Regions from separate parts of the Homo sapiens genome. Here region 1 is linked to region 2. A link is a contact called in ENCODE Hi-C or POLR2A ChIA-PET data. All regions are on one chromosome and are shown on one strand. The core of a region is the stretch at or near the end of the contact, and the rest is flanking DNA. Distances in the headings are between cores, read along the strand shown. Region 1 holds the start of RASSF10-DT (RASSF10 divergent transcript). Region 2 holds the start of PARVA (parvin alpha).

What was found. Hi-C counts contacts between places; a loop is a spot of excess contacts on that map. ChIA-PET counts read pairs that join two places held with the same protein, here RNA polymerase II (POLR2A).
Region 1: a loop to region 2 is called in a map of mammary epithelial cell, with 1.9 times the contacts of the local background. The contact joins the promoter of RASSF10-DT here to the promoter of PARVA in region 2. A Hi-C loop is called at or near these places in 1 of 168 maps with a recorded cell type or tissue (mammary epithelial cell). POLR2A ChIA-PET finds 5 or more read pairs at or near these places in 1 of 52 experiments (WTC11).

What each region holds. Positions count from the first base shown.
Region 1 is chr11:13,006,870-13,013,117 of GRCh38, forward strand. It overlaps RASSF10-DT (RASSF10 divergent transcript), which reads right to left and starts at 2,247. Exons shown (of 4, transcript NR_187419.1): 1 at 1,758-2,247. RASSF10 (Ras association domain family member 10) reads left to right here and starts at 2,447. Exons shown (of 1, transcript NM_001080521.3): 1 at 2,447-5,250. The coding sequence starts at 2,708. The coding sequence ends at 4,231.
Region 2 is chr11:12,376,174-12,382,527 of GRCh38, forward strand. PARVA (parvin alpha) reads left to right here and starts at 1,398. Exons shown (of 13, transcript NM_018222.5): 1 at 1,398-1,610. The coding sequence starts at 1,475.

The sequences.
Region 1 (6,248 bases), core at 997-3,496, 630 kb after region 2:
TGCCCTATGGTAGGCAGAATTCTAAGACAGCCCCATAATCTCCATCTTCCTGGGGGCTACTTTGGTGATTATATTACAGTACACAGCAAAAGGGGTTTTTCAGATATAGTTAAGGTTACTAATCAGTCAACCTTAAGACAGAGAAATTATCCAGGTAGGTTTGACTAATCAAGCACTTTAAAAGCAGAGTTTTCTCTAGCTAGTGGCAGAAGAGGATGGTAGATTGATTAGAAGCAAAGGAGGACTGGATGGATTTGACATGTGGTTGCTGACTTTAAAGTTGCAGGGAGGGGGGTGGATATCCTACAGAAAGGATCTGAGAGAGTTCTGTAGGAGCTGAGAGTGACCCTGGAGGACAGCCAACAAAAGAATGGGGACCTCAGACCTACAACTGAGAGGAACCAGATCATGCAAACAACCTGAATGGATTTGGAATTGGGTATTCCCCCAGAGCCTTCAGACAGGAACTTGAACCAGCCTATACCTTGCCTTTTGCCTCGGACATCCTGAGCAAAGTATGCAGCAGCCATGCCAAGTTGGACTTGTGATCTACAGAACAGTGAAGTAATAGATGGGTGTTGTTTTAAGTCACTAAGTTTGTGATAATTTGTTACATAACAATAGAAAACTAATATACCTCCGACCTTTCCAACCCCCCAATAAAACTACTGGGGATTTACCAGGCCCAGGCAGTTAATCGCTACACCAGTTCCATTAGGGAGGTATTTTTATTATCACCATTTCACAGACCAGGAAACTGAAGCTCAGAGAGATTAATACTTTTCCTAAGGTTATAGAGCTAGTACGTGGTGCTGAAATTTTTACTTGGCTGTTCTGACTCCAGATTTGCACTCTATGGGTTCTCATTGTCTTTAAGATAAATCCAAATACATAAGCATGGAATTAAAGGCCCTTCCTGATCCCATTCCTGTTCAATTATCCAACTTCAGTTTTAGGCACTCCTCTCAAATTCCTGACAGCCCCCATAACTAACATGCTCTTGATTCCTGACTGCACTACAATCCCTTCTAGAATGCTGCTTGTCCCTCCCCTCCATCTGCTTTCCTTTTGGCAGACTCTAATGGTCCTTTGGGTCTTGTCTAACACACCTCTTCTAGGGAAAGCCTTCCTTGCCCCTCCAAGATGGGTTGGATGCCACTCCAGGGTCCCCCAGAACCTCATGCTCTCCCTTATCAGAGGACACAGGACATTGTGTTGGGAATGTTTACTTGGCTGTGCCCTCCCACTAGACTGTGAACTCTTTGCAAGCCAGAACTGGCGATTAGTTCATTGTCAAATCCCTAGCGTAGGACCTGGAGCAGAGAGGTACTCAATAAATATTTGCTGAGTGAATCATTGAATGAACAAAAGTGCTTTAGCCAAGAGGCAATGGGGAGCCATCTAAGGTCTTGAAGAAAGGGAGTGAGCTTATTATTACACCTGTGCTCACAAGGACAAGTTCAGGGCAAACCTTGCACTCAGTGGACCATCCTCATCAGCAGTTAAGGATGAAACAAGTTCATTTGCATTGTGGCCTTGGGTTTCTTGCACTGTAAAGCTTGGCTGTTATCTCTTCTGGACCACATCTGAATATTAGAAAATGCCAGAAGCCTTCACAGTTTCCCCTTATGGAGGTGGAAAGCATAAAAATAGCTTGTGACTTGGGTCTGGGCCCTGAACTCCCACTAGAATGAGGAGCCCCTCTCCCAAAAAGGCTGTGGGAAGCTGAGGTGAAGGTGACGTGGAGACCCACTTACGTGACACTACAGGGAACGGGCAGCCGCCTCTGAAGGTCTGTCCCCCTCCAGCCCATACCGTTCCATGCCTGCACTTGCTCCCGGAGCACATTGCCGAATCTTGTTCTCCTTAGATATGCAAATATTGCTTCCTGTCGAGAAGGACTGGGAGGCCTTCCGCTTTAGAGGCAGCGCTTATAGCGCTAGCTGGTCGTGGAATGCGATTACAGCGTCTCCATTGGAGACCGCTGAGTGCCTCGGTTTCCCTGTCTGTGCAAAGTGCACTCCCCAGACGCCGCTGCCTCGAGGGACCAGGAAATGCGTCTGGGGGCGCCAGGAAAGATGAGAAGATAAAGTCACGATGCGTCCAGCTAGCTATAGACACAAGCAGAGGAGCCAGTAGGCCAAAGGAGACGCACAGCTGATCCGTGCCGAGGCGCGGGCTCCACTCCCTGAAGTGGAGGGACCCTTGAATCTTTCCTTGCGTAGGCGCGCGGCAGAGCAGCGATTTGGCGAAAAGGGCCGAGACTCAGGATGCCTGCAATGCGAGCGAGGGGCGGACAGGGCGCACGGGGCGCGGCAAGGCTGCGAGGGGCGGGCCTGGGCCCTGAGCCTCCTGCACTTCCAGCCACAGCTCTGGGCCTTGGGGGCGGGAAGGGGTGGAGCCACGTGGGGAGGAGCAAAACCCGGAGGTCCCGGGCACCTTGGGCAGAGCCAGAGCGGCGGGAGCCGGTCCTGGGCGCGTTGCCCCGGGAGCGCCCGTCGTCCGGGCAGAGCGCAGCCGCAACCGCGACCACAGCCGCAGTCGCTTTCCAGCCTGCCTTCGGTGCGCAGCGGGGGAACAGGGCTAGTGCAGCCGCCGGAGGGGGGCACGGGCTCCTCTCCCATCCCAGAGCTACTGGGCTGCCCTTGCTGTCCTCGCCGCCCCAGCAGACCCCGGCCGGACCTGCCACCTGCGCCCTGGTTGCGCCATGGATCCTTCGGAAAAGAAGATATCGGTGTGGATCTGCCAGGAAGAGAAGCTGGTGTCCGGCCTCTCCCGCCGCACCACTTGCTCCGACGTTGTGCGAGTGCTTTTGGAGGACGGCTGCCGGCGGCGACGGAGACAGCGGCGGAGCCGGCGGCTGGGGTCGGCCGGCGACCCGCATGGCCCGGGAGAGCTGCCCGAACCCCCGAACGAGGACGACGAGGACGACGACGAGGCGCTGCCGCAGGGCATGCTGTGCGGGCCCCCGCAGTGCTATTGCATCGTGGAGAAGTGGCGCGGCTTTGAGCGCATCCTCCCCAACAAGACGCGCATCTTGCGCCTCTGGGCTGCCTGGGGCGAAGAGCAAGAGAATGTGCGCTTCGTGCTAGTGCGCAGCGAGGCATCGCTGCCTAACGCCGGCCCCCGCAGCGCCGAGGCGCGCGTAGTGCTGAGCCGAGAGCGCCCCTGTCCGGCCCGCGGGGCCCCGGCGCGGCCCAGCCTGGCCATGACCCAGGAGAAACAGCGGCGAGTGGTGCGCAAGGCCTTTCGCAAACTGGCCAAGCTCAACCGGCGGCGCCAGCAGCAGACACCGTCGTCCTGTTCGTCCACTTCGTCGTCCACTGCCTCGTCCTGCTCTTCGTCGCCGCGGACCCACGAGAGCGCGTCGGTGGAGCGCATGGAGACGCTGGTGCATCTGGTGCTTTCCCAGGACCACACAATTCGCCAGCAGGTGCAGCGGCTCCACGAGCTGGACCGCGAGATCGATCACTACGAGGCCAAGGTGCACCTGGACCGCATGCGGCGTCACGGGGTCAACTACGTGCAGGACACTTACTTGGTTGGGGCAGGCATCGAGCTCGACGGGTCCAGACCGGGAGAGGAGCCAGAAGAGGTGGCGGCGGAGGCGGAGGAGGCGGCGGCGGCGCCCCCTCTAGCCGGCGAGGCGCAGGCGGCGGCGCTGGAGGAGCTGGCCCGGCGCTGCGACGACTTGCTGCGGCTTCAGGAGCAACGGGTTCAGCAGGAGGAGTTGCTGGAGCGCCTTTCAGCCGAGATTCAGGAGGAACTCAACCAGAGGTGGATGCGACGGCGCCAGGAGGAGCTGGCGGCGCGGGAGGAGCCCCTGGAGCCCGACGGTGGCCCCGACGGCGAGCTGCTGCTGGAGCAGGAACGGGTCAGGACGCAGCTCAGTACCAGCCTTTACATTGGGCTGCGGCTCAACACGGACCTAGAGGCCGTCAAGTCGGACTTGGATTACAGCCAGCAGCAATGGGACAGCAAGAAGCGCGAGCTACAGGGCCTTCTGCAAACTTTGCACACTTTGGAGCTGACGGTGGCACCGGATGGGGCTCCTGGCTCTGGCAGTCCCTCGCGGGAACCTGGGCCTCAAGCCTGCGCCGACATGTGGGTGGACCAGGCCCGTGGACTGGCCAAGAGCGGTCCTGGCAACGACGAAGACTCGGATACGGGACTGAGCTCTATGCATAGCCAAGACTCGGACTCCTTGCCCATGTGCGAATCCCTTGTGTAGGGGTGGGGGGCGGGGGGCGGGGGGCGGGAACAGGGGGATTCTTTTTTCTTGCAGAATGCAGTGGGCCAGCCGGCTCGCGGACTTGAAACCAGGCTGTTGCGAGCCCAGAGCTCCGGCTGGGCAGCAGCGCTCTGCGCAGCCTCGCGCTCATCTGGCTCCGGGGTGAGTGCAGAGCAGGGTGAGGGTAGAAGAAGTAGGATCCTCAATACAAGCTCATTAAAGAGAGGGAAGGAGGGAGGAGGCAAGAACCCCCTATACTGGAAAACAAACAACCCAAGGAAATTGACGTGGTCCGAGCCCATTTTCAAAGTAAGGAAGTATAATGGAGATTTCGCTACTCTTCTGTATGGGAAGGACTGATGGCAGCTAGAACTTTAGTTTGTGGTATGAAGTGCTTTAAAAGAAACACTTGGATGAAAAGGAAATTCCTTGAATGTTAATTGTGACTGTAAACGTGTTAAAACTAGCCAAAGAGGACGCACTGGTGTCGGTCTCTGCCTTTCTTACCTCTTTGATAAAACCCATAGGCACCAAAATCCTGGCTGTTTACATTTCTGCAGATTTGGGAATTACCCATCTGCTAAATCATTTGTCTTTTATTTTCTTTCAAAGGCTAAACTGTATCGAAGTCTAACCCTGTATTTCCTCCTAGTAAACACAATAGATGTTAAAAGGGAATTCTTTTCCCAAAATAACCTTTTATTATTACAAAAGCCAAACATAATCATTTGAGATATAAAATCCTGGCAAACATAATCGTGGTTAAAATTTAATCTGGGCCCTTTGGGATCTGTCCCTTCAAAGGCAGGTGAGTTGCCCTTTAATTCGTATTGCCACTTCATTGACTCAATCACTGTTATTTCAGAAAAAAATAAAAGGAAGTAGCAGAATTCAAGTTACGCAAAACAAAACTTGCTGTCTAACAAGCACTCTTTGAAAGCAAAGATGTTTTAGTGTTCAGCTTTTAAATTGAGCTATGTGATTAAAACCAACCATGACCTTAACGGATTTTACCCAAACTCGTCTAACTTCAGTATGTTTTGTCAGAGATTAATCAGTTACTTGTTCAAACTTAAATTGAGATAGTGTAAATATCAGGGTTTCCTAGATAAGGACAGAAAAGAAAAAAATAAAACAATCTCATAGTACTCCTTGGGTGAACAATGTGATTAACGATGGCACGTAGTCATGGAAAAAAAGATAAAAAGTGAGTTAAGAACTTGAATTACTCTTGTCTGGCACACGCCTATGCACATGCCAGGAGATGCAAGTGCAACACCATCTCAGTAGCTGGCGACAGAGCTGGTGGGGACTCCATGTAATTGTTCCAGTTGTTTCAATTAAAACTTATCAGTTGTAGCTAGTTGTTGGCCCCGCGGAAGGAGCCTGCTGGCCGATTTCCCTCTGCAGCTCAGTACTTCTGAGGAATGTGGGATCTAATCTGTCCTGAGAAGGTTATTAACAATGGGGCATGTGTGTGGTACCAGCATGGTGCAGAAGCCTCTTATCAACCTACTCTTGAGGGGCTGGCTCCAGTTTCAACACTACATGTGAAGATAACTTAAGAGGTCTTGCTTTATACAGAAGTTCCTTCCCTTGCAGAGATTCTCTATCTGCTTGTTGCCAATGGGAGCCTGCCCTTATGACCTCCTCAAACCACTGTTTGTGCTGTCTCCTTTTTAGAGACAGCACCCCCCACCCGCCCCGCACTACCACCACCACTGCCCTGGTATTACAACATGTGTGCCTGTTTGCAGATTTTCAAGTAAAAATGGGAATTTAAAGGCCATTTTCTTAATTGATGTTTTCAAAAGACATTAGCTGGCATAACTATGGTTTTTTAGTTTCATCTGATGCAGGAAATGTCTATGCATTTGGTCTTGAACATGATAAAAATGAGGAAGGGACTGAAAAAAACCCACCATCCCCAGACAATCATTTGATCCCATAAACACGAAACCTAATGATAGCTTTCATTTTGAGGCAGAGGTAAAATCCTCATTAGAGTGTGACAAAA
Region 2 (6,354 bases), core at 148-2,647:
AATCTGTTGACTATCTTTTTGTTAAATTTTAGTTCTACTCAGAAACTGTTGCTTGTCACTTTATTTAGTTTAAGGAACTGTGGATGGGTTAATAAAAGGCTGAGTAACATCTCCTGGGAAGAAGCACAGCTGGCCCTGGCAGGAAGTGCAAGTGGGGTCTGGGAAAAGATTCAAGGTCCAAGCAGCTACTCCCCACGGTTTCCATTACTCAGACCACGTGGCTTCTTGAGCACACTTCTTTGCTCCATTCTTTGGTTTCCCTACTCCTCAGCATGCACGTGGCTAGAAACAGCCACCCTAGTTTTGATTGCGAATGATCATCAGTCACGAGCACAACTTCTGACAACAGTCTCTCCAGCTTAGTGCAGTCTTAACTGGGGCCAGCTGATCGTCTGCTCTTCAGTAAAGCAGTAGCGCCCTTTGGATTAGGTGTTCACCCAGGTTCAATCAGCTGTGGCCTAGAAGGGGCCACAAGGAGGAAACACAGTTGCCAAGGTGCTGTGAGTCTGTGTGTGAGAGACAGACAGAAGGACAAAGAGCCAGAGTGAGAACTTGAGATGGGTAAGCTCAATAACACGTGCCTTTTAATCATTTCCAGTATGAGTCCTTCAAACACTGTGCTTTGTATGACTCCCCTGTTATCTCAAATGAGTCTGGTTGTCACTCTCTTGCTTTTATTTAGGCAGGATAAATTTTGCGGGAAGTCCTGTAGGAGCTCATGGTTGTGCTTTTCCCATTCATGTTTCCACCACCACGTGGGATCTTCCTTTGTATAAGCTGCTGGAAACACGGATGTCTTACAAGAATAAGAAGCCTCGGCTTTACCCTTGTGCACTCCAAGCTTCTCAGTCTTGGATGGGAGTAGAGACGAGGAGGTTGACGGTCATGGATAGGTTCAGGAGTGATTGGTTCTGCCCACTTTGGTGGGGCCTGGACACATTTTGGTTCACTGCAATAATTTCTTCCAGGAGCTGCAGTCTTGTGGGCGCAAGACGTGGGCCTGATAACCCCACAGGCAGTAGTGCTGGGGCAGAGCGAGCTCACCAGCCGCCGGCTGGAAGACCCCGGGAGAGTAGCAGGGTTGGGTTGGTTCTCAGATGTGTTTTGCGCCAGGCTGTGTGGTGGGGACAGAGCCTGGGTAAATGAAGCTTTCCGGCTCGACCGCTCCCAACCTGGGCACACACGTCCTCCTGTCCTGCAAGGGGCAGTTTTGGGGCATCCTCCCTGCTTGGGGCAACCCAGGGGCGCAAGGCGCGGCCCCGGGAGCGCAGCTCCTTCCAGGGCAGAGGGCGGCGCGAGGGAGGGAGCGAGGGAGGGAGCGAGGGAAGGGAAAGGCGAGCGTGAGCTGCCTCAAATGCTTGGAATAATTCCGCTTCCGTTTGGAAAGCCGCAGCCTCAGTCCCGCCGCCGCCCGCTGCGTCCGCCCAGCGCCAGCTCCGCGTCCCGACCGGCCCGCGGCAGCCTGCGCCGCGCCATGGCCACCTCCCCGCAGAAGTCGCCTTCTGTCCCCAAGTCTCCCACTCCCAAGTCGCCCCCGTCCCGCAAGAAAGATGATTCCTTCTTGGGGAAACTCGGAGGGACCCTGGCCCGGAGGAAGAAAGCCAAGGAGGGTGAGTGCGGCCAGGCCGGCCGGGCGGGCGGTAGGAGCCGGGGGTGCCGTAGGGGCCGAGGGGCCGGGGCACTGGGACCGGGCGGGAGCGCGCCGCGGGTGCCCGGCGCGGTGGGGCGCGCGGCGATGCGTGCGCGCGCTTCCCGGGTACGTCGGGCAGGAGCGACGCGCACCCCACACTGAGCCCGGGGCTCGCGGGCCATCGAGGCCACCCCGCCCGCTCGCGGTCGCCCGGGCGCTGCCCTCCTGGGCCGGGGACCAGGCCAACGCCCCCGCCGGGCCGTGGGCGGGCGCCGCTTGGCGGCCGGAGGCGGCGGGACCGGAGCCCAGGCGGGGCCCCAGCCCGCAGACAGTGCGATCCAGTAGGCCCTGCCCCGCCCTCTGCGCCCGAAGGCTGGCATTTCCCAAGTTTCCGCTGCAGCTTTCCTGGGCGCCGTCGCTCTTACTCGTTGCCTTCATTGGTCCTTAAAATCAGGTCGTTTCCTGGACCTGCTGACGTCCTCTGGCAGCGGCGTCGTGGCTTTGGCCTCTTCGGGATCTTTTGTCCATCCCGAGGGCTGAGAAGGGCTCTGTTAATGGAGTAGGTGGACATCGAGTGTTTGTTGAATGAATGAGCGAAAAACTGGCAAACCTAGCGTGCCCTCGGTGTAATACACAATAAACTCCCACCAAAGGAGAAAACCTGCGTGAGACACAAACTTCGTCATGGGCCTGCTGTGAACTCAGGCATTCAGGGCTTTCGTAAAAACCTTTGTTTTTTCCCCACCAGAGTGAATTGAGGCGACCTTATTCTTTTTTTTTTTTTTTTTTTTCAGGGTAGTTTGCATGTAAAATATTTTTTTTTCCCATGCACAGATTTTGCGTCCTGGTTTTTGGTTTGAAAACGAGGTGGCAGTTCTCAAGAAGCACTGTGGTGACTGGTGTGTAGATAGAAGTTGCTGAGTTAAACATTTTTGTTTTAAACATTTTTTAGTTGATGCATGATGTACATAGTTCTGGGGCACATGTGATAATGTAATACATTCATATAATTTGTAAAGATCAAATTGCACAGGAAAGGGGTCCCAGTCCAGACCCCAAGAGAGGGTTCTTGGATCTCACGCAAGAAAGAATTCAGGGTGAGTCCACACAGTAAAGTGAAAGCAAGTTTATTAAGAAAGTAGAGGAATAAAAGAATGGCCACTCCATAGACAGAGCAGCCTGGGGCTGCTGGTTGCCCATTTTTATGGTTATTTCTTGATGGTATGCTAAACAAGGGGTGGATTATTCATGTCTCCTCTTTTTAGACCATATAGGGTAACTTCCGGACGTTGCCGTGGCATGTGTAAACTGTCCTGGCGCTGCTGGGAGTGTATCAGTGAGGACGACCAGAGGTCACTCTTGTCGCCATTTTGGTTTTGGTGGGTTTTAGCCGACTTCTTTACTGCGACCTGTTTTATCAGCAAGGTCTTTATGACCTGTATCTTGTGCCCACATCCTATCTCATCCTGTAAGTTAGAATGCCTTAACCTTCTGGGAATGCAGCCCAGTAGGTCTCACTCAGCCTTGTTTTACCTGGCCCCATTCAAGATGGAGTTGCTCTGGTTCACATGCCTCGGACAAAATCACTGTACTTGGGATATCCATCACGTTAAAGATTTGTCTTTTCTCTATGCTAGACCACTGGAATTCTAGATATTTTGAAATATACAAGAGGTTATTGTAAAATATAGTTAGTTTACCAATCTAACACTAGGTCTTCTTATATCAAATGGTATATTTGTAACCATTAATCAACTTCTCTTCCCCCCTAAAAAATGTTTTTAATAGATTGCTCCATGAATTAGAAATAACCTTTTGAAAGCTGTGATGCTGTGTGAAATTTTCATGTTTGTAAGTCATCTTAAAGTATAAAAACATCTTCAGCGCTGAGGATTATCAGACTTGATGAAGAACTAGACTTCTATTCCCTAGATTGAAACGAGAAGCAGCAAAAACATACAAAAGTTTCCCCACATTGGTTATTTTGGTAACCCATCGAGTAGTGTACAGTTGGTGGCAAATCATGAAACCCTGGCTTGGGAAGCTCTTTTCTAGACCATGTTTCTAACTTCTTCCTTGCAGCATTCCTGACATAGTCTCATCCAGTTTAAGATGGGGCAACTGAGAAATATTGAAGCTCATGACCTACCAGGATAACCATCTTTACCTACTCTGTAGAAATTTATCTCTCTGTACCTATCACTGTTGGTAGAGCCAGAGAATGAGTCTGGGGTGGCCTTTTATTACTACCTTGCTGAAGTAGGCTATCCTGCTTTCTAGAGTCTTCTCTCCACCAGGCCCAACATCCTCTATTCCTCACAGACATAATTTTAAGGACTTTTGCATCCTGTCTCTTTAGTTTCAGACAGGGTCCCTGCAGGAAAAAGAAGGCCAATTTAGTTGAGATTTTGAAAATAATTTAGTGAAAGGGCTATTGACAGAGCTGTGGGCAGGGTTAAGGGAACTAAGAAGGGATGCTGAGGTCCCTAGGGGCTAGCAACAGGAGGAAGCTCTTAATCACTCCGAGGCCTGAGGGACAAGGGAAGCAAATTGGAACCTATTACAAGCTGGGGTTATGGACGAGGGGCTGCTGGACTGGAACTATAGTCATAGAGGGATGCAGCTACTGTCCGAAATATGCAGACAGAGCAAGGAGAGAGTGGCACAATAAATGCACATTCTGCATGTTCTCTGTCTTCTTGCCCGTGCATCACCTACTGGTGCTGAACCCAGTGGGAAGCCATCAGAGCAAGGGATCTGCAATAGATAGGGGCAGCGTCCATAGGGCACAGAGCAGTGCAGAGAATAGATCACAGTGGGGACGGTGGAAATGGAGAATACCTAGCAGATCAACCTGTTACCAGACCCGCTCGAAGTGAGCTCTCCAGAAGTCACCATAGTACAGTTGTAGTGCAAGCCAGCCACCCCAGATTAGGACTGTCATCTCCCTTATTCTAGCACAGACACAATGTTCTTTTAATGCAGCTAAGGTTGCCTCTAACTATTCTGCCAGCCACGTCGCACTGTGATCTCTCATTGAGCTTGCTATCAGCTTACTCAAAGACATTTTTATATTTGTTGCTCCTAAATCACAGCCTTCCCTATCTTGGATTTACTCAGTTGGGTTTTTGAAACCAAGTGTAAGATCTTATTTTCATCCCTGTTATATTTCACTGTAAAGTCCTGATTCCTTCATTCAGTCTGTCAACTAATCCAGGGGCTGTAAATGGATGAATGGAAGAACACAGAACGTCTTCTGAAGGGCCAGCCACCACCCAGCTCCAGCTGCTTGCTGCGGCATATGGTATTTCTGCAAGCCCAGGCAAAGAAGGCAGTGGGTTGGTTTGAAATGACTGTCCTTAGTGAGTATGTGCTGGATCTCAATGATCAGTGCTGAAGTGATGGTTAGTAGGTGTGGGGCCCCATTAACCATCACTTCAGTAATAATAAGGCCGGATCTTGCTCTGCATCCTGGATAAGCTCACAGCTTTGTGCTCTGTAGAATCTGCCTTCTTCAACTTTCTCTTTGGTGTTCTTGAACCTCTCATTCTTCATTCCTCAAGATCACTGCCATCAGTCTGTCCACAGATTATCTCAGTGCTTTGGTGTAGCATTCTCCGAGGCCCAAGGACTCCCATTCATTCATTTGGTACCTGCTATGTCCCACTGTAGGACACAACAAATGGAAAGATATAATACTTGTTAGAATATAGTTGACCCTTGAACTATGTGGGGGTTATGGACATTGACCCCCTGTACAGTCAAAAATCTGTGTATAGTTTTTAACTCCCCACAAACTTAACTGCTAATAGCCTACCGTTGACCAGAAGCCTTACTGATAATGGTCAATCAACACATATTTTGTATTGTATACTGTATACTTAACAATAAACAAACTGGAGAAAAGAAAATGTTATAAAGAAAATCATAAGGAAGAGAAAATACGTTTGCAAAACTGTGCTGCATTACTGATACTGTAAGTTTACATTGTCTGACTGAAATGGTAGGTAACCACAGCTGCACACCTCAACCTATGGTACACATCAAGCAATTCAACTTTTCTTATAATGTCATGACTTTTCTCTGATACTTGGGAGTACTTCCAGCATCTCTAGTGGCACTTTGTTAGAGTCCCATGGTGTTAGTCAAGGTTTATGGTATTTCACTAAGCATGAAAAATATGCGAGAACCTCAAGAGATCACTTTTAACTGCGGTACACAATTTACTGGAGAGATGAACTGTTCACGTGGAGATGATTAGCGTCACAAGGTGTTTTAAGCAGATACTTGCAGCGCTTGAGCTCACCACAATAGCAACAGGAGGTAGCTGTGAAATTATTACAGTGGTACAGTATGTACTACAGTTCATTTCGTGCAGTGAGGATTTAATCTTTACGTTTACATTTCTCTCATCTGCAGATGGCATCACGCACAGTTCTTGTGTGTATGTGTACATTTTGACATTTCGATAAGTTCTAACTGTTTGTAATAGATTTGTTTATATTTTATGGTAGTAAATGAGAAGGCAGACAAGTATTGATGTATATTTTATGCATTTGTGACATGAGTAACTTTTTCTTTTTTTTTTTTTTTAATATTTCTAGGCTACATGGTTCATCTCAAGGTTTTTCTAATTGTCACAGATCTCCAAAAATATTTTCCCATATAGTTATTGAAAAAATTTGCATATAAGTGGACCCTCGCAGTTCAAACCTGTGTTGTTC